4 separate regions of the Homo sapiens genome follow, and regions 2, 3 and 4 are each linked to region 1. The links are chromatin contacts, found by Hi-C or POLR2A ChIA-PET in ENCODE. All regions are on one chromosome and are shown on one strand. Each heading gives the region's core, a stretch centred on a gene start or an enhancer-like site at or near the end of the contact. The rest is flanking DNA. Distances are from core to core; before and after follow the strand shown.

Evidence for each region. A loop is a pair of places that touch in the nucleus more often than their neighbours do. ChIA-PET counts read pairs that join two places held with the same protein, here RNA polymerase II (POLR2A). Pooled maps may share reads with other maps.
Region 2: a loop to region 1 is called in a pooled map, with 8 times the contacts of the local background. The contact joins the promoter of DYNLRB1 here to the promoter of CBFA2T2 in region 1. A Hi-C loop is called at or near these places in 1 of 50 pooled maps. POLR2A ChIA-PET finds 5 or more read pairs at or near these places in 2 of 52 experiments (activated CD4-positive, alpha-beta T cell and activated naive CD4-positive, alpha-beta T cell).
Region 3: a loop to region 1 is called in a pooled map, with 8 times the contacts of the local background. The contact joins the promoter of PIGU here to the promoter of CBFA2T2 in region 1. A Hi-C loop is called at or near these places in 1 of 37 single-sample maps with no recorded cell type and 6 of 50 pooled maps. POLR2A ChIA-PET finds 5 or more read pairs at or near these places in 2 of 52 experiments (activated T-cell and naive thymus-derived CD4-positive, alpha-beta T cell).
Region 4: a pooled map shows a loop between it and region 1 (7-fold over the local background). The contact joins the promoter of GSS here to the promoter of CBFA2T2 in region 1. A Hi-C loop is called at or near these places in 1 of 37 single-sample maps with no recorded cell type and 1 of 50 pooled maps.

The regions. Positions count from the first base shown.
Region 1 is chr20:33,488,058-33,493,362 of GRCh38, forward strand. CBFA2T2 (CBFA2/RUNX1 partner transcriptional co-repressor 2) reads left to right here and starts at 2,039. Exons shown (of 11, transcript NM_001032999.3): 1 at 2,039-2,244. The coding sequence starts at 2,211. RefSeq lists an enhancer at 1,206-1,754 and silencers at 1,849-2,068, 2,079-2,358.
Region 2 is chr20:34,513,872-34,519,477 of GRCh38, forward strand. It overlaps DYNLRB1 (dynein light chain roadblock-type 1), which reads left to right and starts at 2,551. Exons shown (of 4, transcript NM_014183.4): 1 at 2,551-2,590. The coding sequence starts at 2,588. RefSeq lists enhancers at 1,573-1,632, 1,743-1,982, 2,371-3,236, 2,903-3,082 and a silencer at 2,443-2,552.
Region 3 is chr20:34,673,983-34,679,175 of GRCh38, forward strand. It overlaps PIGU (phosphatidylinositol glycan anchor biosynthesis class U), which reads right to left and starts at 3,110. Exons shown (of 12, transcript NM_080476.5): 1 at 2,974-3,110. The coding sequence starts at 3,103. RefSeq lists enhancers at 2,578-3,464, 3,465-4,350 and silencers at 2,730-2,829, 3,070-3,179.
Region 4 is chr20:34,954,057-34,959,184 of GRCh38, forward strand. GSS (glutathione synthetase) reads right to left here and starts at 1,750. Exons shown (of 13, transcript NM_000178.4): 1 at 1,671-1,750. MYH7B (myosin heavy chain 7B) reads left to right here and starts at 1,812. Exons shown (of 45, transcript NM_020884.7): 1 at 1,812-1,951; 2 at 4,042-4,156. RefSeq lists enhancers at 1,558-1,657, 1,898-2,077.

The DNA.
Region 1 (5,305 bases), core at 789-3,288:
AGCCTCCCAAAGTGCTAGGATTACAGGTGTGAACCACTATACCCAGCTGGTATATGCACATATGTTCTTATTTCTACATTTTTTTTTCTTTTTTTGAGACAGGGTCTCACTCTGTTACTCACGCCTGATCTGTTAGATCAGGCCAGAGTACATTGGTCTGATCTGGGGTAACTGAAACCTCTGACTCCCTGGCTCATATGATCCTCCCACCGCAGCCTTCTGTGTAGCTGAGACTACAAGCGTGTGTGCAACACCATGTCTGGCTAATTTTTGTATTTTTTGTACAGGCGCGGTTTCCCCGTGTTACCCAGGCTAGTCTTGAACTCCTGGACTCAAGCGATCCACCTGCCTTGGCCTCCCAAAGTGCCGGGATTAGAGGCATAAACCACTGTACCCGGCCGGCCTACATTCTGTCTTTTAAAATTTGTTTTCAATACACAAGTAAAATACAAATGCATTCTATATTCTTGGTGTGAGATATCTGAAATAATACTGAGAAACAAGAGTCTTTATTCTTTTCTTTTCTTTTCAGACGGAGCTTCCCTCTGTTGCCCAGGCTAGAGTGTAGTGGCGCGATTTCGGTTCACTGCAACCTCTGCCTCCCAGGTTCAAGCGACTCTCCTGCCTCAGCCTCCCGAGTAGCTGGGATTATGGACACCCGCCACCGCGCCCAGCTAATTTTTTTGTTTTGTTTTGTTTTGTTTTTTGAGAGGGAGTCTCGCTCTGTCACCCAGGTGGGAGTGCAGTGTCGTGATCTTGGCTCGGTGCAACCTCCGCCTCCGGGGTTCAAGCAATTCTCCTGTCTCAGCCTCCTGATTAGCTGGGATTACAGGCTTGTGAAACCAAGTCCAGCTAATTTTTGTATTTTTAGTACAGACGGGGTTTCACCACGTTGGTCAGGCTGGTCTCCAAATCCTGAGCTGTGATCTGCCAGCTTCGGCGTCCCAAAGTGCTGGGATTACAGGGGTGAGCCACAGCTCCTGGCCTTGTTTTGTTTTTTTGATACGGAGTTTTGCTCTTTTTGCTCAGGCTGGAGTGCAATGGCTCCGATCTCGGCTCACTGCAACCTCCCCCTCCCGGATTCAAGTGATTCTCCTGCCCCAGCCTCCCGAGTAGCTGGGACTAAAGGCACGCGCCACCGCACCAGGCTAATTTTTGTATTTTTATTTATTTATTTTTTTAGTAGAGATAGGGTTTCACCTTATAGGCCAGACTGGTCTTCAAACTCCTGACCTCGTGATCCTCCCGCCTCGGCCTCCCAAAGTGCTAGGATTACAGGCTTGAGCCACTGCGCCCGGCTCTAAGTTTTGTATTTTTAGTAGAGACAGCGTTTCGCCACATTGGCCAGACTAGCCTCGAAGTTCTGACCTCAGGTAATCCACCCTCCTCGGCCTCCCAAAGTGTTAGGATTATAGGCCTGAGCCACCGTGCCTGGTCTATTTTTTATTTTTATTTATTTATTTTTTTAATAGAGACGCTAGTCTCAAACTCCTGAGCTCAAGTGACTCTCCTTTGGCCTCCCAAAGTACTAGGATTACAGGCGTGGGCCACCACGCCCGGCCAACAGTTATTAAAATTACGATGATGAAATTTTAGGCATTTAGAATACTTCAGGCCAAAAACACTTTGAGCCAGGGGGCTCGCTCAAAGGCATGCGCAAAAGCCATCAGGCCTGTACCTGGAGAACTCAGGTGAGACGTTGCCACTCGTTGTAATCCCTCCCCCTAGCACTCGGCCCCCGAGCCTGGGCCACTGCCCTGGCTACACCGGGAAGTCTGGAGCTAGAAAGTGGGCCGTGCGCGTGACGGGCGCGCGTGACGCCGAGGGGGCAGGTCTGAGAAGCAGGCTGCGCCGGGATTCGGCGGTCGGTTCCCGCGGAAGGGGCGGGTCAGGTTAGGGGGCGGTGCTTAATGGGAGCTGGTCTTGGGGCCGGGCTTCCGCGTGCGTTGGCCTGGCGGCGAGAGCGCGCGGCGGGGGCGTGCCCGGCGGGCGGGGCGGGGCCAGCCGGGGGCGGGGCGGGGCGCGGCCTAACGGCGGCGGCGGCGGCGGCGACGGCGACAGCAGCGGTGGTGGTGTCTGGTTAGCTCGGCGGCTGCAGATCTCGCGGCGACGCCTGCGAGGGACCCGGGCCGCGGGTCGAGGCGGGCGGCGCCTGCGAGGGACCCGTGTCGCGGGTAGAGGCGGGCGGCGCGCGGCGGCGGCGCTCGGCGATGGTAGGCGTCCCTGGAGCGGCCGCCTTCCAGCGTAAGTGGGGCGTGAATGCGGGCGGCCGAGGGGGGCGTGTGAGGGCCTGCGGCTCCGCAGGCGCGGTGATTCCGAGTGCCCCGGGCGCGAGGCCGGGAGTGGAAACTGAGGCCCGAAGCGGGGCGGCGGATCCAAGGTCACGCAGCGGGGCGGGCCTTCCCGGGCTCCTGAGGCCACCCCGTCGCTTCCTGCGCCGCCCGAAGAGCTCGGGGCTCACGGTGTGAGGGAAATTGTGGGGCCCGCGGCCTCGGAACTTAGGCCGGGCCGGCGTCCATGGGACTTGCCGGCGGGCAAGAATCATTTTGTTGTCCCAGCGCTGGGGCCACGAAGTCCGGCTCCTGGGGAAATACTACACCCGCCCGATGTTGAGGGTTGGAGGAGATGAGAATGGCCCCTCGGAGGGCCTGTTTGAGCGCAGGCTCAGTAGTTGGCTACCTGGGTTCACATCCAGGCTTCCCCATTTAGGTAGTGACCTTGGCTCTCCCGGTGCCTCAGTTCCCCCATCTGCAAAATGGGGATGTGGAGCGGGTTCCCTCCCTCCCCCAGGGTTCTTGGGTTTTGTGAGGCCAGTAAAACGCTTGACACCGACCGTGGCACACACACAATTGTGAAAACTGTCATTATTGTAATCGTCCTTTATTAATCTGATCCAGTGTGCACCGCACTCGGAAAAGTCCGAAATTAGGCTCTAGCCGTGTTAAGATTTTGTTTTGTTGTCTGTTAGTCCTGCTCCATGATCTAATTGTTATTCTTACTTCCATTTAGCCATTCCAGTATTTATCTAGTGTTCCTCCTTGATGTGTGAGATCCTTGGGGGAGGGGTGGCTTCTCTGAATAAGAACAATAAAATTTTAATTGTTTTTCATTATTGTAATTATAATAGCCAACATTTTTTTGAGCACCAGACATTTTGCATTCTATTCACTTAATATTTATTAAATCATATAGTAAGTTTAAAAATACCATTCCAGGCCCTGGGAATACAATAAACAAGATAGACCGAACTGGGGTTTTGAGTTTAGTTAGGAGAGGGAGAGACATAGTAAATGAGGAAACAGATAAACATGTTTTGCATGTTTTTTTAATTGTTTAATCTTGATGACATCCTAAGTAAGACATTATTTGAGGATGCCCATTTTGCAGAGGATGAAACTGAGTAACAGAAGGTACTCTGAGTACTAGTCTCAGAGCTGATGTCCTTAAACACGTGAAAGGGAGGCTTTACGCTTCTTTTTTTTTGCACCCATTAAATGTTGGATTGAAGATAGAAAAAGTAGATACACCCAGCTTGCAGTTACTGCTTTTGATGGTTTGATCCATTCCTCATGAAATTTCCAACTAAAGAGGCGGATAGTGATTACTCTTTTAGGCTTGCAAAGGTACAGCATCTCTGTAAAATGAAAGGCTTTTTTTTTTTTGAGACGGAATCTTGCTCTGTCGCCCAGACTGGAGTGCAGGGGTGTGATCTTGGCTCACTGCAACCTCCGTCTCCTGGGTTCAAGCTATTCTCCTGTCTCAGCCTCCGGAGTAGCTGGGACTACAGGCATATGCCACCACGCTCGGCCAATTATTTTATTTTATTTTATTATTTTTTTTGAGACGGAGTTTTGTTCTTGTTGCCCAGGCTGGAGTGCAGTAGTACAATATCGGCTCACTGCAACCTCCCCCCGCCCCAGGTTCAAGCGATTCTCCTGCATCAGCCTCCAGAGTAGCTGCGATTACAGGCGCCTGCCACCACACCTGACTAATTTTTTGCATTTTTAGTAGAGACGGTTTTACCATGTTGGCCAGGCTGGTCGTGAACTCCTGAACTCAGGGGATCCATCTGCCTCAGCCTCTCAAAGTGCTGGGATTAGAGGCATGAGCCACTGCGCCCGGCCTTAATTTTTATATTTTTAGTAGAGACAGGGTTTCACCATATTGGTCAGGCTGGTCTCGAACCCCTGACCTCAGGTAATTCACCCACCTCAGCCTCCCAAAGTGCTGGGATTACGAGCGTGAGTCACCAAGCCTGACCAGAAAGGACTTTTTATTTGAAAAAATTGGGGGGCTCTTCTGCCTATGAAGTAGTCTTCCTTTGTTTCTTTACTTCCATAATAAACTTGCTTTCACTTAAAAAAAAAAGATTGTGTCCAAATTTCTTTTGTGTAGTATTTAGTTTAAAATATGCCCAAAAGCACAACTTTTGCTTCTGTTACGTAACTACATTTTTGTTTTCTTTTTTCCTTTTTTTGAGACAGTCTCTCTCTGTCACCCAGACTGGAGTGCAGTGGCGTCATCATGGCCCACAGCAGCCTCAACCTCCTGGGTTCAAGTGATTCTCCTGCCTCAGCCACTTGAGTAGCTGGGACTCCAGGCGCCACCACACCCAGCTAATTTTTTTATTTTTTGTAGAGATGGGGTCTTGCTTTGTTGCCCATGCTAGTCCGGAAGTCCTGGGCTTGAGTAATCCTCCTTCCTCAGCCATCCAAATTGCTGGGATTAAAGTCATGAGCCACTTTGCCTGGCCTTTTTTAGTGTTTCTAAGAGAATTCTGTATTACATTCCTAGACAGTACACTTGGTGTAGTACTCAGCCTCCTGAGGAGCTGGGATTACAGGTGCTCACCACCATGCCTGGCTAATTTTTTTTTGTATTTTTTGTAGAGACGGGGTTTAACCATGTTTTGGCTGGGCTCCTGACCTCAAGTGATCTGCCCGCCTCAGCCTCCCAAAGTTCTGGGATTACAAGTGTGAGCCTCTGCACCCGCCCTTGATTGAAGTTTTGGTTTTTTTTTTTTTTTTTTTTTTTTGAGACGGAGTTTCACTCTTGTTGCTCAGGCTGGCGTGCAATGGCATGATCTCGGCTCACTGCAACCTCCGCCTCCTGGGTTCAAGCAGTTCTCCTGCCTCAGCTTCCCAAGTAGCTGGTATTACAGGTGCGTGCCAACACGTCCGGCTAATTTTTGTATTTATAGTAGAGATGGGGTTTCACTACATTGGCCAGGCTGGTCTCGAACGCCTGACCGCAGGTGATCTGCCCGCCTCGGCTTCCCAAAATGCTGGGATTACAGGCATGAGTA
Region 2 (5,606 bases), core at 1,301-3,800, 1.0 Mb after region 1:
CCACAGCCCACGTGCTTCCTCCCTAATCTGGCTGACCATAACAGCATCCTGTCTTCATTTTTCCATCCTCCTCGCTCCAGTATATCTTCTGTACTACCTCAGGATTATCTGTGGAAGACCTGTCTCATGCCTCCTCTACCTAAAATTTTACAGTGGTTTCTCCATTACCGCAGAATAAAACTTTTTTTTCTTTTTTTTGAGACGGAGTCTTGTTCTGTCGCCCAGGCTGGAGTGCAGTGGGGCGATCTTGGCTCACTGCAACCGCCGCCTCCTGGGTTCACGCGATTCTCCTGCCTCAGCCTCCCGAATAGCTGGGGTTACAGGCGCACACCACCACCCCCGGCTAATTTTTTGTGTATTTTTAGTAGAGGGGCTTTCACTATGTTGGCCAGACTGGTCTCGAACTCCTGACCTCGTGATCCGCCCACCTTGGCCTCCCAAAGTGCTGAGATTACAGGTGTGAGCCACTGCGCCGGGCCAAAACTCTAAGCCTGCCACTCCGGGACATTCTTGGTCCTATTCCAGCTCCTCCTTCATTCTCATTTTGGCTCCTGTCACATGAACTATTGGCCATTCTCTTTTTTGCTTCTGGGATTGTAATCTGTTAAAATCCTTTCACTCCTCTCAGTCTGGTTCTCCATGGGCAAGACAGTGGTGATTCTTCCAGTGCTTATCTTCCAGGATGTTTTAGGGTCCAGTCTCTGCAGCACTTCTTCCCCTTGCTAAATGCTTTCCTAATGTTTCCAGCATTCAATAGAAATTCCTTTGGATCCAGTCCTTTTAAAAATTTATTTTGAAATAATTTTACATTTACAGAGCTGTTGCAAAAATGGTTAAGAGTTCCTGCACAGTCTTCACCCAGCTTTCTCCAATGTTATGATCCCATATAACCATGCTAGAATTACCAAAACTAATAAATTAACACTGGTAAAAATAACACTAAACTACAGCCCTTACTCAGATTTCACCAATTTTCCCACCCATGTTATTTTTCTTTCTCCTTACTCCTCTAATCTGTGACAGTTCCGCATTCATTCCTTGCTTTCATGACTTTGAGATTTTGGGGGGCGGGGGCGGGGTACAGGTATCTTGTAGAACATCCCTCACACTGGATTTAGTGAAATTTTCTCATGGTTTAAGGCTGGGAGTTTTTGTGGAAAATGACTCGGAGGTGATGTGCCCTTAACGCATTTTTATCGGGGCACACGGCATCAATATCTCCCCTTGCCAGTAATACTAACTTTGATCTGGTTACGGTGGTGTCTGCTAGGTTTCTTCGCAGTAAAGTCAATCCTCTTAACATGCAGACACTCCTGGAAGGAGAACCAAATCCTTCCTCACTGAAGAGCAGCTACTGTGGAATGAAACTTTGGAGTTAGATCATCGTTGAATCCAGCAAGCTACAGTGCCTGGGAGAAACAGCATTTATAAAGTATCGAGGTTACCGATACTTCCCTGAAGCTACCGGAGATAACGTTATGTGCGTGTTCAGCACAGTAATGTGGCACAGGGTTCACTAAACGGCAGCATGTTTTAACAGAAGTTATTTACTCCTAGAGGACCCAGAAACGTTTGCGGCCTGCCGGAACAGGACAACATAGGGCTCTGGGAAGAGTCCCCCTTTCAGAGGTGAGAACAAGACAGAACACACAGATGTGAAGTGCCTTCTGCTAGGTAACGCGAGGCGGGGCTGAGCTCGGATTCTAAAGACTCCCAGGCCAGCCCTAACCAATTCATCTCCGAGCTTGCACGGCATCTTACCCGGAGACTCGAGGTACCTGACTCCAGCCCCACCCCAGGCCTGCCCGATCCCGAAGCGCATTTTGGCCCTGGGCCTCTCTCTGGCTCAGTCTGGGCGCAAAGCGGGTCTCAGCAACCGTCCCACTTGCCTTCATACCCTCCCACCACGCTCCACTCAGGGACTCCAGAACCAGCTTAGACCTCCATTGAGAGCTGAAAGCCTCTTCCGATACCGAGAACCAGCACTGAAAGCCTCTTCCGATACCGAGAACCAGCATGGTTTTTGTTTTGTTTTGTTTTAGTCAGGGTCTCTTGCTCTGTCGCCCAGGCTGGGGTGCAGTGGCGCAATCTCGGCTCACTGCAGCCTCGAACTCCTGGTCAGGCGATCCTCCTACCTCAGCCTCTGGAGTAACTGGAACTACACGAGCGCGCCACCACGCCCGGCTAATTTTGTTTATTTTTTAGTAGAGAAGGGGTCTCTCCATGTTGCCCAGGCTGGTCTCGAACTCTTGGGCTCAAGCAATCCTTCCGACTCGGCCTCCCAAAGTGCTGGAATTACAGGCGTAAGCCACCGCGTCCAGCCAGAACCAGCATCTTTTCTGCACGGCTGGAGTTGGGAATTTTCCACAGCTTAGCGCACTGCTCCTTAGCTTTTCGCTTTGCCACAGTGGAAAGCAGATTTTCCAAGAATCCTGGCGGAGCCAAGATCGGCTCGCCCGCCCCCGCCTCACGCTGGCTCCTGATAGGCAGCTAGAGCTGTCCGTTTTGACAGAAACCTTTGCGCAGGCGCAGAAAGGCACAGGACTCGCTAAGTGTTCGCTACGCGGGGCTACCGGATCGGTCGGAAATGGTGAGCGTGCGCCGGGGTCTTGTGGCTGGCGGCCGCCCACCACCCCACGCCAGGCCTTCAGTCTTCCGAGGATGAGGGGATCTCAGAGCTCCGGACAGGGAATCGGTGGTGGCTGGGCGTGGCCGGGCCCGGGCCCCAGCCGACTTGAGGGTGGAACCCGGCGGCGGAGGCCTCTAAAGCCTGACCGAGGCGGGGCCGCCGGATCCCGCTGCCCCTTGACCGGAAGCGGGAGCCCAGCCTCGGCCAGGAAGAGATGATGGGCGAGGGGTGGGCGGCGGCCCTGCAGCCTAGAGTTTTGGGGCCTTGGTGCGCGATGGCAACCCTGGCAACGTTTCCCGGGAGCTCAGTTTGTGGCAGGCTCTGCCAAGCACTTTATGTATCTTGTATTTCCTCCGCCTCCTCCCAGCTCTGTGAGGTAGATACAATCTTTAGTCCCATTTTGTTATACATATCTGTTATTCAGCGCCCCGAGAAGCCAAGTGCTTTGCCCCAGGAAATAGTGGAGATGGATTTGAACCCTAGAAGCTTGACGGCCGCCACTCTGTCGGCGTGGTTCTTTCTAGCCGCTGGGACTGGGTGCCAGAGTCAGGAACGGGCGGGGTCTGCTCTTGGGGATCCCAAAGCTTGCTTTCTACCTTGCTTGCTGCAGCTGTGGGTTCTCAACGCCGTTACAGGTTTTGTGTTTGTAATCCTCACAGCTTGGGCAAAATTTGAAAAAGTTTCAAATTTTAAGCCATGTGAATATATTACTTTTTCAAAAATCTTATTTAGAAATCTAGAGCTTGTAATAAAAAAATTGAAAAAAGAAACCGTGTCATCACCTAGAGGCAACCACTTACAGTAGTCATATGACTTCTAGTCTTTTTTGCTTGTTTTTGGTTTATACAGTTTAGCCCCTATTGAATGTGCAATTGTGGGTTCTGTGTTTTTCATTATTACACCACAATATCTCCACATCATTACAAACATGTAATAATGCTTCAAATATGTATAACTTCATTTTTCACATCACTTCTTAAGCTGTAAAAAAAATTGATATATAATAGTTGTACACATTTATGTTGTAGATATACATGTAATATTTTGATACATGCATATGATGTGTAATGATCAAATCAGGCTATATTTATTATAGAATATCCATCACCTTAAACATTCATTATTTCTTTTTTTTTTTTTTTTTTTGAGATGGAGTGTGTCTCTGTCGCTCAGGCTGGAGTGCAGTGGCACCATCTTAGTTCACTGCCACCTCCGCCTCCCAGGTTCAAGTGATTCTCCCGCCTCAGCCTCCCGAGTAGCTGGGACTACAGGCGCCCACCACCACGCCCAGCTAATTTTTTGTATTTTTAGTAGAGACGGGGTTTCACCGTGTTAGTCCGCCTCAACACGGTGGTCTCGATCTCCTGACCTCGTGATCTGCTCGCCTCAGCCTCCCAAAGTGCTGGGATTACAGGCGTGAGCCACCACGCCTGGCCCACATTTTCTTTATCCATTTACCTATTGATGGACGCTAATTCCATAATTTAGCTATTATGAATAGTGCTGCAATATGAACATGAGGATGTAGGGATGCCTTTGATGTACTAATTTCCGTTCCTTTGAATAAATACCCAGTAGTGGTATTGCTGATTTATGGTAGGTTTTTTTTTTCGTTTTTGTTGTTGTTTTTGTTTTGTTTTGTTTTTTCGATGCCTTTGTCGAAAATCAGTTGGCCGTAAATAAGTGGATTTATTTCTGGGTCCTCTATTCTATTCCATTGGTCTGTGTTTTATACCAATACCATGCTCTTTTGGTTACTATACCTTTCTGGTATATTTTGAAATCAGGTAGTGTGATACCTCAAGCTTTGTTCTTTTCGTCCAGGCTTCTTTTGGCTTTTCTGAGTCTTTTGTGGTTCCATACGAATTTTAGGATTGTTTACAGGTAATACTTGCACACAGTAAAAAAATAAATGATGTAAAAGGATCTAAGTGAAAAATAAAATTCCCACTCTCCTAACCCCCAGTCTCAGTCTCTCCTCCTTTAGAAACAACCATTGTTAGTTTCTTTTTTTTTTTTTCTTGCAAACTTGACCCTCCTGGGCTCAAGTGATCCTCCTGCCTTAATTCCCCAAGTATCTGGGACTACTGGTGCACGCCACCACACCCTGCTAATTTTTTTGTATTTTTTTTTTGTAGAGTTGGGGTTTTGCCATGTTGCCCAGGCTGGTCTTGAACTCCTGGGCTCAAGTGATTCACCCACGTTGGCCTCCCAAAGTGTTAGGATTACAGGCGTGAGCCACCACACCCAGCTGTTAGTTTCTTATGCATCTATACAAGCACTTATATGGCCCCCCTTTTTCTTACTTAAACTGTAGCTTTCTAGAACCTGTATTATGCTACTCCGTGGTTATACTCATAAAAGCAATGCAAATTTAGATGCCTAGTTTAACTTTTTTTTTTTTTCTTTTGAAACAGAGTCTTGCCCTTTCGCCCAGGCTGGAGTGCAGTGGTGTGATCTGAGCTCACTGCAACCTCTGCCTCCCGGGTTCGAGTGATTCTCCTGCCTCAGCCTCCGGAGTAGCTGGGACTGCAGGAGCATGCCACCATGCCTGGCTAATTTTTCTATTTTTGGTAGAGACAGGGTTTTTTTTCTATTTTTAGTAGAGACAGGGTTTCACCATGTTGACCAGGCTGGTCTCAAACTCATGACCTCAGGTGATCCGCCCACCTCCGCCTCCAAAAATGCTGGGATTATGGGCGTAAACCACCATGTATGTTAACAATTTGAAGCAGTACCAGAGGATATAATATAGAAAGTTTATGTGGTCCCCATCTTACTACCCCGTGGCAACTTCTGTTGGCAGTTGGGTGTGTTTCCTTCCAGATGTGTTTGGTGCATAAGCACATTTATGTATAAGCTGTTTATTAGATGAAACTGGAATATATATATATTTGTATATGTTAACTTTACTTTAAGGCTGAAGTGGAGAGATCGCCTGAGCCCAGGAGGTCAAGGCTACAGTGAGCCGTGACTG
Region 3 (5,193 bases), core at 1,860-4,359, 1.2 Mb after region 1:
GCAGAGGTTGCAGTGAGCCAAGATCATGCCACTACACTCCAGCCTGGGCAACAGACTGAGACTCCATCTCAAAAACAACAACAACAAAAAAAGCTTGGCGCAGTGGCTCATGCCTGTAATCCCAGCACTTTCACAGGTCAAGGCGGGCGGCTCACCTGAGGTCAGGAGTTTAAGACCAGACTAGCCAACATGGTGAAACTTATCTCTACTAAAAATACAAAAATTAGCTGGGCATGGTGGCGGGCACCTGTAATCCCAGCTACCCAAGAGGCTGAGACGAGATAACAGCCTGAACCTGGGAGGCGGAGGTTGCAGTGAGCCGAGATCGCGCCATTGCACTCCAGCCTGGGCAACAAGAGCAAAATTCTGTCTCAAAAAAAAAAAGAATTCATACAGCTTATAAGTTGCAGAACTAGAGAAAGAGTCAAACCTTTTCTGAGATTCCAGACCCTGCACTCTTAATTACCAAACAACACTGTCTCATCTTTGGATCCTTCACCTGTCCATCCTGTAAGTAACCTCCTGTAAGTAACCAGATCCTATGCTTTCTTCTCTTCCACATTTATTCAACAGTAACTACACACCTACTGTATGCCAGACATAAAAGAATTCAGGAATGAATAAAACAGAATCCTTCAAGGAGCTCATAATATAGTGGAAAAGGCCAGGTGTGGTAGCTTATGCCTGTAATCCCAGCACTTTGAGAGACCCAGATGGGCGGATCACTTGAGCCCAGGAGTTTGAGACCAGCCTAAGCAACATGGTGAAACCCCATCTCTACAAAAAATACAAAAAAATAATAATAATAACAAGTAGGGTTGGTGGTACATGCCTGTAGTCCCAGCTACCAACTACTTGGGAGGCTGAGGAGGGAGGATGTCCTGAGCCCGAGAGGTCAAGGCTGCAGTGACCCATTATCACTGCACTCCAGCCTGAGTGTCAGAGTGAGACCCTGTCTCTTGAAGAAAAAAAAAAAAAAAAAGAGGCCAGGCATGGCGGCTCACACCTGTAATCCCAGCACTTTGGGAGGCCGAGGAAGGCAGATCACCTGAGGTCGGGAGTTCAAGACCAGCCTGACCAACATGGAGAACCCCTGTCTCTACTAAAAATACAAAATTAGCCAGGCATGGTGGTGCATGCCTGTAATCCCAGCTGCCCAGGAGGCTGAGGCAGAAGAATTGCTTGAACCCAGGGGGCGGAGGTTATGGTGAGCCGAGATCGCACCATTGCACTCCAGCTAGGGCAATGAGAGTGAAACTCCATCTCAAAAAAAAAAAAAAAAAAAAAGAGAGAGAGAGAAAATGTGGAAAAACCGGATATAAACAGGTAATTATGAGATAAGAAATGCTCTTAGTAGGGTGTAGAGGAAGAAGGGCCTAATACTGCCTCAGGTTTTCAGTTATCCAGAAGAAAACAGGAACCAAATGGCTTCGATTCATTTCAACAGAAAAATAATACGCAGAGGTAACAAATCCAAGCTCTTACAATCTCAGACATGAATTATTACTATCTTTATTACCATTCCCCAACTAGGAAACCTGGGCAAATTAACTTCTCTAAATTTCAGTTCCCTCATCTGTAAAAGGGGGAAAATAACACCATCTATCACATAGAAATAAATGTGAGGACTAAATGAGAAAAGGTATATGTTACCATTTTTAGAAACCTTAACTCTATTCATAAAACACCCATTCATTATGCCGTTCCCCATACCAACATTCTATGGGATAACATCAAAACGTTAGCCTTGGCCAGGTGCCATGGCTCACGCCTGAAATCCCAGCACTTTGGGAGGCCAAGTGAGACTGCTTGAGTCCAGGAGTTCCAGACCAGCCTGGGCAACATAGAAAGACCCTGTCTCTAAACAAAAAACAAAAACAAAAACAAAAAAACTTTAGCATTTAAAGGACACAAAGGGGACTTCTGGGGTGCTGATACTGTTTCTTGAACTAGGTGCTGGCTACATGAGTGAATACAGTTTTTAAAAATTCATTGAACTCTACACTTACTTAATATGCATTGTATGTATACTGTACTTCAGTAAAAAAAAAAAAAAAAAAGTTGTTTGTTTTTTTTTAATCATCAAACTCTGGCCTAAACCTAGCTTCCACCCCATTACTCCCCTGCTTTGGACATTTCACATCCTTGAACGTTTCTTCATCCTATTTACTTTCTGCTACCTGGAACTCTCCTTTTCTCTAATCTCCCTTTCAAAACCCTACATCCTTCAAGAGTCAGCTCAAATCCCACATTCTGGAAAACTGGAAAGGTAGGGGATAGTTTATTCAGGGTCAGAATACTAAGGAAGGAACTGGGTGGACACATAAAGTATACTTTTCATGAATTATTATAACGATTTGTCTCCCTCACTAGCCTGTGCAGCTACTTCAGGCCAACTTCGCTTTCTCGCTGTAGGCGTTAGTATAAAACAATGTTCGGTGAAGAACTTAGTAAGGAACAGTAACAAAAATTGCCCTGCAAGTCCCAGACTGAGAAGAGACGTCTAAAGCACACGCACACTCTCCTCGCTTAAGCAAAATTGGTCCCCTCATCCCGGACCCCCTCACACATAACCTTTTATCCCAGGGAGCACCCCTGGCGATCCCGCCCCAAATCCCAAACTCCTCTGCAAGCCGCGCTCCACAAGCACCTCCTCCTCTTATTCCAACCCTTCCCACAGACCACACTCCTCGGCTCAGGACACTGAATGGGACACGCCCCCTCAGATCCCCACCACTAGGTGGTCCGGCCCCCAGGGCCCAAACCTCACGACACTGTCCCCACGCCCCGGTCCCCACGCCCCCTCCCCTCACCAGCCCCGCCCTCAGGCCCCGCCCTCTCCAAGAACCCCACGAGACAGTCAGTTAGTTCTCTAGGAACCGCGCGCTGGCGGTCACTGCCCCCGCCTCCCATTCACAGAGGCCGCGGGAGGGCAGGTGGGGCCTGACAGTCTGCTCGAGCCAGTGGCCTCACCTCTCTTCCAAGAGCTCAGTGGGGACACCACCTCCACCCGCTCGGAAATGAACTCGGCCAGACTGGAGCGGAACAAGGCCGCCCGCACTGTCACAGCCACCACCAGCACCAGGACCAAGGGAGCCGCCATGATAACTGGGGCGGGCGCGCGGGCGGGGAGGGAAGGCGAGGCGGAGGAGCCTCGCGCGCTGTGCGCCACGCTCTGTAGTTCCGCGGGTGGGCGCGCGCTGCCGCTGGCGCCGGAGAGGCCAGACGTGGGGACTACGGCTCCCAGAAAGCCTTGCGGCGAGGCGGGCCGGAGCGACGGAAAGCGGGCGCCTCAAGCTGCGTATGCAGAAGGTGGGGCGAAACCTTCTACGATCGCAGGTGTTTTGTGAAGCCGCGCCGCTATAGCGGGGCTGAAACGCTGCTGAAAGTAGAAGCGGAAGTAGTCGCCTTCCTGGGATTGTGAGAGACTTTTAAACAGATGTTAAATTCACTCTTGCGTGTATGTTTTCAATGCCAAAATGTTTATTTTTATTTTTATTTTTATTTTTTTTGAGACGGAGTCTCGCTCTGTCGTCCGGCTGGAGTGCAGTGGCGCGATCTTGGCTCACTGCAACTTCCGCCTCCTGGGTAGCTGGGATGACAGGCGCCCACCACCACGCGCGGCTATTTTTTTTTTTTTTTTTTTTTTGTATTTTTAGTAGAGATGGGGTTTCACCATGTTGGCCAGGTTGGTCTCGAACTCCTGACCTCAGGTGATCCGCCCGCCTCGGCTTCCCAAAATGCTGGGATTACAGGCGTGAGCCACCGCACCCTGCCCAAAATGTTTATGTTTTTTGTTTTTGAGACAGGGTCTCAGTGCCGTCGCCCAGGCTGGAGTGCAGTGGCGCAATCTCAGCTCACTGCAGCCTGGACCTCCCGGGCTCCAGAGTAGCTGGGACCACAGGTGCGCGCCACCACACCCGGCTAAGTTTTTGTACTTTTAGTAGAGACGGGGTTTCGCCATGTTGCCCAGGCTGGTACCTTTTATGTTTTTAAAGAGTGTTAAATGTGTATTTTTTAAAAAATTTATTCTGGCAGTTGTTTGTTAAACGCCAACTATTTTCCAGGCACTATGTTAGGTTCTACAGATGCGTTTTGGAGTAGTAGACTGATTTATTAGCTAGTTCAACAAGTCGCTTAACCCTTGTGTGCTGAAAAATGTGCTGATTATAGGCTAACTAGGGACAGTTGAGGAAGGCTTAGAAATTTTTTTTTTGTTTTGGAAACGGAGTTTCGCTCTTATTGCCCGGGTTGGAGTGCAATGGCGCGATCTCAGCTCACTGCAACCTCCGACTCCCAGGTTCAAGCGATTCTCCTGCCTCAGCCTCCCGAGTAGCTGGGATTACATGCATGCGCCATCACGCCCGGCTAATTTTTTGTAATTTTAGTAGAGACAGGGTTTCTCTATGTTGGTCAGGCTGGTCTCGAACTCCAGACTTCAGGCGATCCACCTGCCTGCCTCGGCCTCCCAAAGTGCTGGGATTACAGGCTTGTGTCATCGTGCCTGGCCGGAAGGCTTAGAAATTTTGCCAGTCGCTTTTAAACACAGGCATTTTTGAAAATTAAGACATATAAACCTACAGTTAAATAACTTATATTGAAAACAACGGAATACATATTCAACACGTCACTTTCTAATTATTTTACTACACTTTTTTTTATATGTGCTTTTGAGATTATTTACCACCGCTGTATCAGTACAGCAAATACTATCTCTTTCTCTTCCCAAATGGTGGTGTTCAGTTTCCTCAGGTTGATAGATTGAAAATCCCTCCCAATGCGAGTGTTTACACCACAGGAATCAGCAAACACTACAAATCAGGGGTTTGGGGTTTGGAGAGCCCATTGATAAGCATTAAGCAGCACACTTCATTAATTAATGTATAGTAAGTGCTTAAATATTAGCAATAATAATATTAAATGTGCAAGGAAATTTCATATTTGTGAAGAAAAGGAAACAGGCTGGACGCAGTGGCTCACGCCTGTAATCCCAGCACTTTGGAAGGCCGAAGCAGCCGGATCACTTGAGGTCAGGAGTTTGAAACCAGCCTGCCCAACATGGTGAAACCTCGTCTCTATTAAAATTACAAAAATTAGCCAGGCATGGTGGCCTGTGCCTGCAGTCCCAGCTACTCAGGAGGCTGAGGCAAGAGAATCACTTGAACCTGGGAGGCGGAGGCTACAGCGAGCCAA
Region 4 (5,128 bases), core at 500-2,999, 1.5 Mb after region 1:
AGCCTAGTGGCAGAGCCAGGACAAGAACCCATTACCTTGACATTAGAGTAATGAAACCCTCCATGAGCCCCCATCGTTCCACAACTCTGAAATTCCAACATCTGTTTGCTGTTGGGCTTTTATTTAGTTGGCAAACACTGATTTGCATTTAATGCCACTCCCTTGACTAGGTACTGGGGATATGGAGGAGGATAAGACATAAAGATAATCACCATGGGCCAGGTGTGGTGGCTCACTCGTGTAATCCCAGCACTTTGTGAGGCCGAGGCAGGCGGATCACCCGAGGTCGGGAGTTCGAGACCAGCCTCACCAACATGGAGAAACCCCATCTCTACTAAAAATACAAAATTAGCCGGGCCTGGTGGCGCATGCCTGTAATCCGAGCTACTTGGGAGGCTGAGGCAGGAGAATAGCTTGAACCCAGGAGGTGGAGGTTGTAGTGAGCCGAGATCGTGCCATTGCACTCCAGCCTGGGCAACAAGAGCAAAGCTCTGTCAAAAAAAAAAAAAAAGAAAAAAAGAAAGAAAGAAAAGAAATCAGATGAAGGTGCTAAGTGGGCCCTTTGTTTTTCTCATTCTACAGCCTCAACCCTCCCTTGGCTTTATTTATGTTTTGCTGATGACATTCAAATCTACATCTTCACAGCAATACTTTCCTACCTTCAAACTAGAATATCCAATTTTTTCCTGCGAGTCTCCATACAACCAGAATAGAATTTGTTGTTGTCTCCCACAAATCTGCTTCTTCTCTGATGAACCCCACCCAGGTACCCAAGCCTTGAGTACTTGTTTCCTACATCTCACTCTCCCCAAATCCTATGGATTTTGCTGCCTAAGTATATAGTACTTTGAATTCCTTTATTTATCTCCATTTCCAGAGTTTGTAGCCTAGCCCCGGCCACTGTCATCTCTTCCCTGGGCGTGAAACAGATTCAGAGTCAGGTGTCTTCAGTGACCAGGATATGTTGGCCTCTGTCCCCCTTCCAGGACTTGGCACGTGCTGTCTTCTCTTTGGAACTCTCGCCACCACTCCTGATCTGGGCTCGCGATTTCGTTCCGGAAGCTGTCCCTGTTCTCCGCCCCGGGCTTCTACATTCTACAGCCCATCACTTTTCCCTGTACCGTAGGAACAGTGTTTGTCTTGATCACTTCTCTACCTAGTAATTAGCCGCGCTTAGTACTGTATTCATTCATCACATGAATGAATGAAGAATGAATGACAGACGGGTCAGATCACCGAAAGCCTCAAAACGCCCACAAGGAAATCGGTCGCACTTTATCGCCAGGACTTAGGCCAGTGCCTGGAAAGGCCCCGAGGCAACGACACGGTCGGCTGCCCAGGCTGGCCCCACTTCACGGGCCCGCTCGCTTCCACCCTGGACAAAGTTTGGCCCTAATCGCTCCCCGTTGTAGCTCTAACTGGCTCCAGTCTCACTGGCCTACATGCCCCGACACCGGCCCGATCTAAAGGCAGAAGATCCGGAAAGTCTGGGATCAGTGCGCGCCAGCCCAACCCCCTCACTAGACACTAGTTGCCCCGCTCCTACGAAGGGTTTCAGCCACAAGGTCTCCCGGCCTCCGGAATTCCAATCTCTTGCCAGACCCCTCCCTCACATCGTTCCTCCCGAGGAAACGTGACCCATGCCGGCCGCCGTGGCCGCCCCAACCTACTAGTTCGCCTTTCCTCCGCGAACGGTTCTCCCGGCCCTCGCGCCGCTACCCAGGCTCAGGGGGCGGGGCCTCGATGCGACCCAGTGCGCTTGCGCTGACCGCCCCGGCTAGGCTTAAAGAGCAGGCGGGGCAGAGACCCATACCTTTGGCGCTGAGTCGAGGCCAGGAAGGGGCGGTCGATGAGAGGGCGGCCTTAGCATTAGGAGTGCGTCGGCTGCACCCTGGCGGATGGACCTTGGGAAGGAGGGGAGGGGACCATCGGGGTCGGCGGGGAGCTACGGGTATGCATAGCTCATAGAGCGTCAGAGCTGACGACGACTAGTGGAAGATGGGGAAACTAATGCTCAGAGCGGGACAGTCACTACCTCAGGGGCACACAATTGATAAGGGTGGGGGTGGCCGTGGTAATGGAGGCCCCAAGGAGGGGCAGGGGCCCATAGTACGTCAGGGGCTGAGCCTGTATTAGAACCCAGGCTTGTTTCCCAGCCCAGCCAAGTCCCAGAAAAATCCCCCTGATTTTATCTATTTTTTTTTAACCTGGGATACCAGCAGGGAAAGCATTAGAGGCAAAAGGAAAGGATTTTCATTTTTCCAGGAATGCTGAAGTCAGGACTGTTTGAGGGGAGCCCTGTGTTTCTCAGACTCTCTTGTACCGTTTACATCAGGATCTGGGGCAGTTTTTAAAAATATGCGGATTCATGATTCCTACCCCCCACCTCATTGCTTGGCAGCCCCCAGGTGCCTTCCCTGTTTCTTCCTTCTGGGTTGTGATAGGCTTGTCTGCAGTCCGAAGCACCTGATACGAATTTTAGTTAAATGGAATGTATCAGTCCAGCTTCTAGGGAATTAACCATAAATAAGACACAGCCACTGCTTTCAGTCTGATAAGATAGGCAATAAACTGCCTTTCTGAAGGAATCAGGGATGGTTTTTGGGGTCTTGAAGGATGGATAGGAAGGTATAGGTAGTGAAGGAGGTAGGGGTAGAGGTGAGAGGCTGGGATGGGGACAGTGTTCCAAATTGCAGGAACAAAAGCAGCAAAGGCTGGCTGGGTGCAGTGGCTCAGACCTGTAATCCCAGCACTTTGAGAGGCCGAGGCAGGTGGATTACTTGAGCTCAGGAGTTGGAGACCAGGCTGGGCAACATGGCGAAACCCCGTCTCTACTAGAAATACAAGAATTAGCCGGGTGTGTTGGCCCGTGCCTGTAATCCCAGCTACTCGGGAGGCTGCGGCGTGAGAATTCTTGAGCCCCGGAGACGGAGGCTGCTGTGAGCTGAGATCACGCTGCAGCACTCCTGCCTGGGTGACAGCGTGAGACCCTGTCCTAAAAACAAAACAAACGAGCAGCGAAGGCATATAATTCTGAGGGTTGCTCGGCTTGTTTTACAGACACTGAGGAGTTTGGTGTGGATAATGAGGAAGGGCCTGAGGGTTGCAACAGGACTTAGGCGCTTAGGCTTGGAGAGGTAGCCTCAGACGCCAGTTCCACTGAGCAACAGGAGCTAAGGGCTTTAAGCAGGGGAAGGACATGGTTAGTTTTGTGTGTTAGGCACTGGTTACAGCGTGACAAATGGTTTGGAAGTGGGGAGATGGGCCAGAGAAAGCAGAGAGAGTTAAGATGTGAGATCATGAGGCTGTAGCCAGTGCAGCAGCTGTGGAGATGGAGCGAAGCGAACAGATCAAAGAAATTTAGGAGTGAGAACTCCTAGTGATCGTAAATCAGTGGCCCAACCCAGGGACCAAGATCCTTTTGACTCTTTTTTTTTTTTTTTTTTTTTGAGACGGAGTTTTCGTTGTTGTTGCCCAGGCTGGAGTGCAGTGGCACGATCTCAGCTCACTGCAACCTCCACTTCCCAGGTTCAAGCAATTCTCCTGCCTCAGCCTCCCAAGTAGCTGGGATTACAGGCGTCCACCACCACACCCGGCTAATTTTTGTATTTTTGGTAGAGACAGGGTTTCACCATGTTGGCCAGATTGGTCTGAAACTCTTGAGCTCAGGTGATCCACCCGCCCCAGCCTCCCAGAGTGCTAGGATTACAGGCGTTAGCCACTGCGCCCGGCCCCTTTTGACTCTTTAAATAAACCATGTACATTATCTGACTACAGGACAGGCTGAGTCCTCCAGTCTCCCGTGTGTGGTCACGGGATGGGGGGAGATGGTGGCAGATAGGTGTCTGGTTATTCCCAGAACAATGTTTCCTGATGTCCTTTCCTCGTTGGCTTTTGTACCTGAGGGGATAAGCAGCTGTTAACTAGAATAGGCCCCAGGTGGCAGGAAGAGGCTCCTGGGTCAACCAGGAACAAAAGAAGCTATTTCTAGTGCAGCATGAAATTAAAAATCAAAAGCATGACCCAGGGTTCTCTGTGCAGGTTCCCCTCTTCCAAGACGGGTGCCAAGTGATGAGTATCAGGTGTCTATGGTGAGATTTGGGGAGGATCCCAGACCTTAACAGCCCTTTGGTTGAAACCTCTCACAATGTGGCAGGTAAGATGTCTTTATTCCCATTTTGTAGATGTGGCAGCTGAGCCTCAGAAGTTACGTGACTTGTTCAAGGTGACCCAGTTTGTGGTAGGACTGGGAGTGAAGGACTCTTGACTAAGAATCTTTCCAGGGAGCGTTTGCCCTTTCTGCACTCTCTGCCTGGGTGCTTTCCTCCAAAATCCTGGCATGACTGGCTCCTTTGGTCATTCAGATGTTTCATCCCTGGAGGCTGCCCCACCCTATAAGTCTATCACGTTATCCTTTTCTTTTTTTTGAGATGGAGTCTCACTCTGTTGCCCAGGCTGGAGTGCAGTGGTGCGATCTTGGCTCACTGCAACCTCTGTCTCCTGGGTTCAAACAATTCTCCTGCCTCAGTCTCCTGAGTAGCTGGGATTACAGGCACGTGCCACCATGCCCGGCTAATTTTTGTATTTTTAGGAGAGACAGGGTTTCACCATGTTGATCAGGCTGGTCTCAAACTCCTGACCTTGTGATCCGTCCGCCTCTGCCTCTCAAAGTGCTGGGATTACAGGCGTGAGCCACCGTGCCCGGCCTTGTATTTTCTTCATAGCAGTTATTCATATCTGAAATTGTTGCTTTTATTTGTTTGCTGTTTCCCTCTGCTAGAATGTGAGCCCCATGAAAATGGGCCATGTCTGTCTTGTTCACCACTTTACCCCCAGGACCTGACTGGTGCCTGCCACGTGGCAGATGCTCAATAATATTTGCTAACTGATGGAAATAGTTTGGGGAGAGAGAAAGAGAAGGAAACCAACATTTAATGAAAGCTGAGGATGTTTCAAGTACTTCTCACAAATTACCTCATTTAATCCCTTCACAGCCTTTCAAGGTAGAAATCGTATCTCCATTGGGTGAATAAGAAACCATGCTAAGTCAGGTCAAGTCTGTGGTTTGTTACTTTTGAGGCTATAGACTCGTCTGAGATCCATTAGTATAAAATTTTGCATCAGCTAC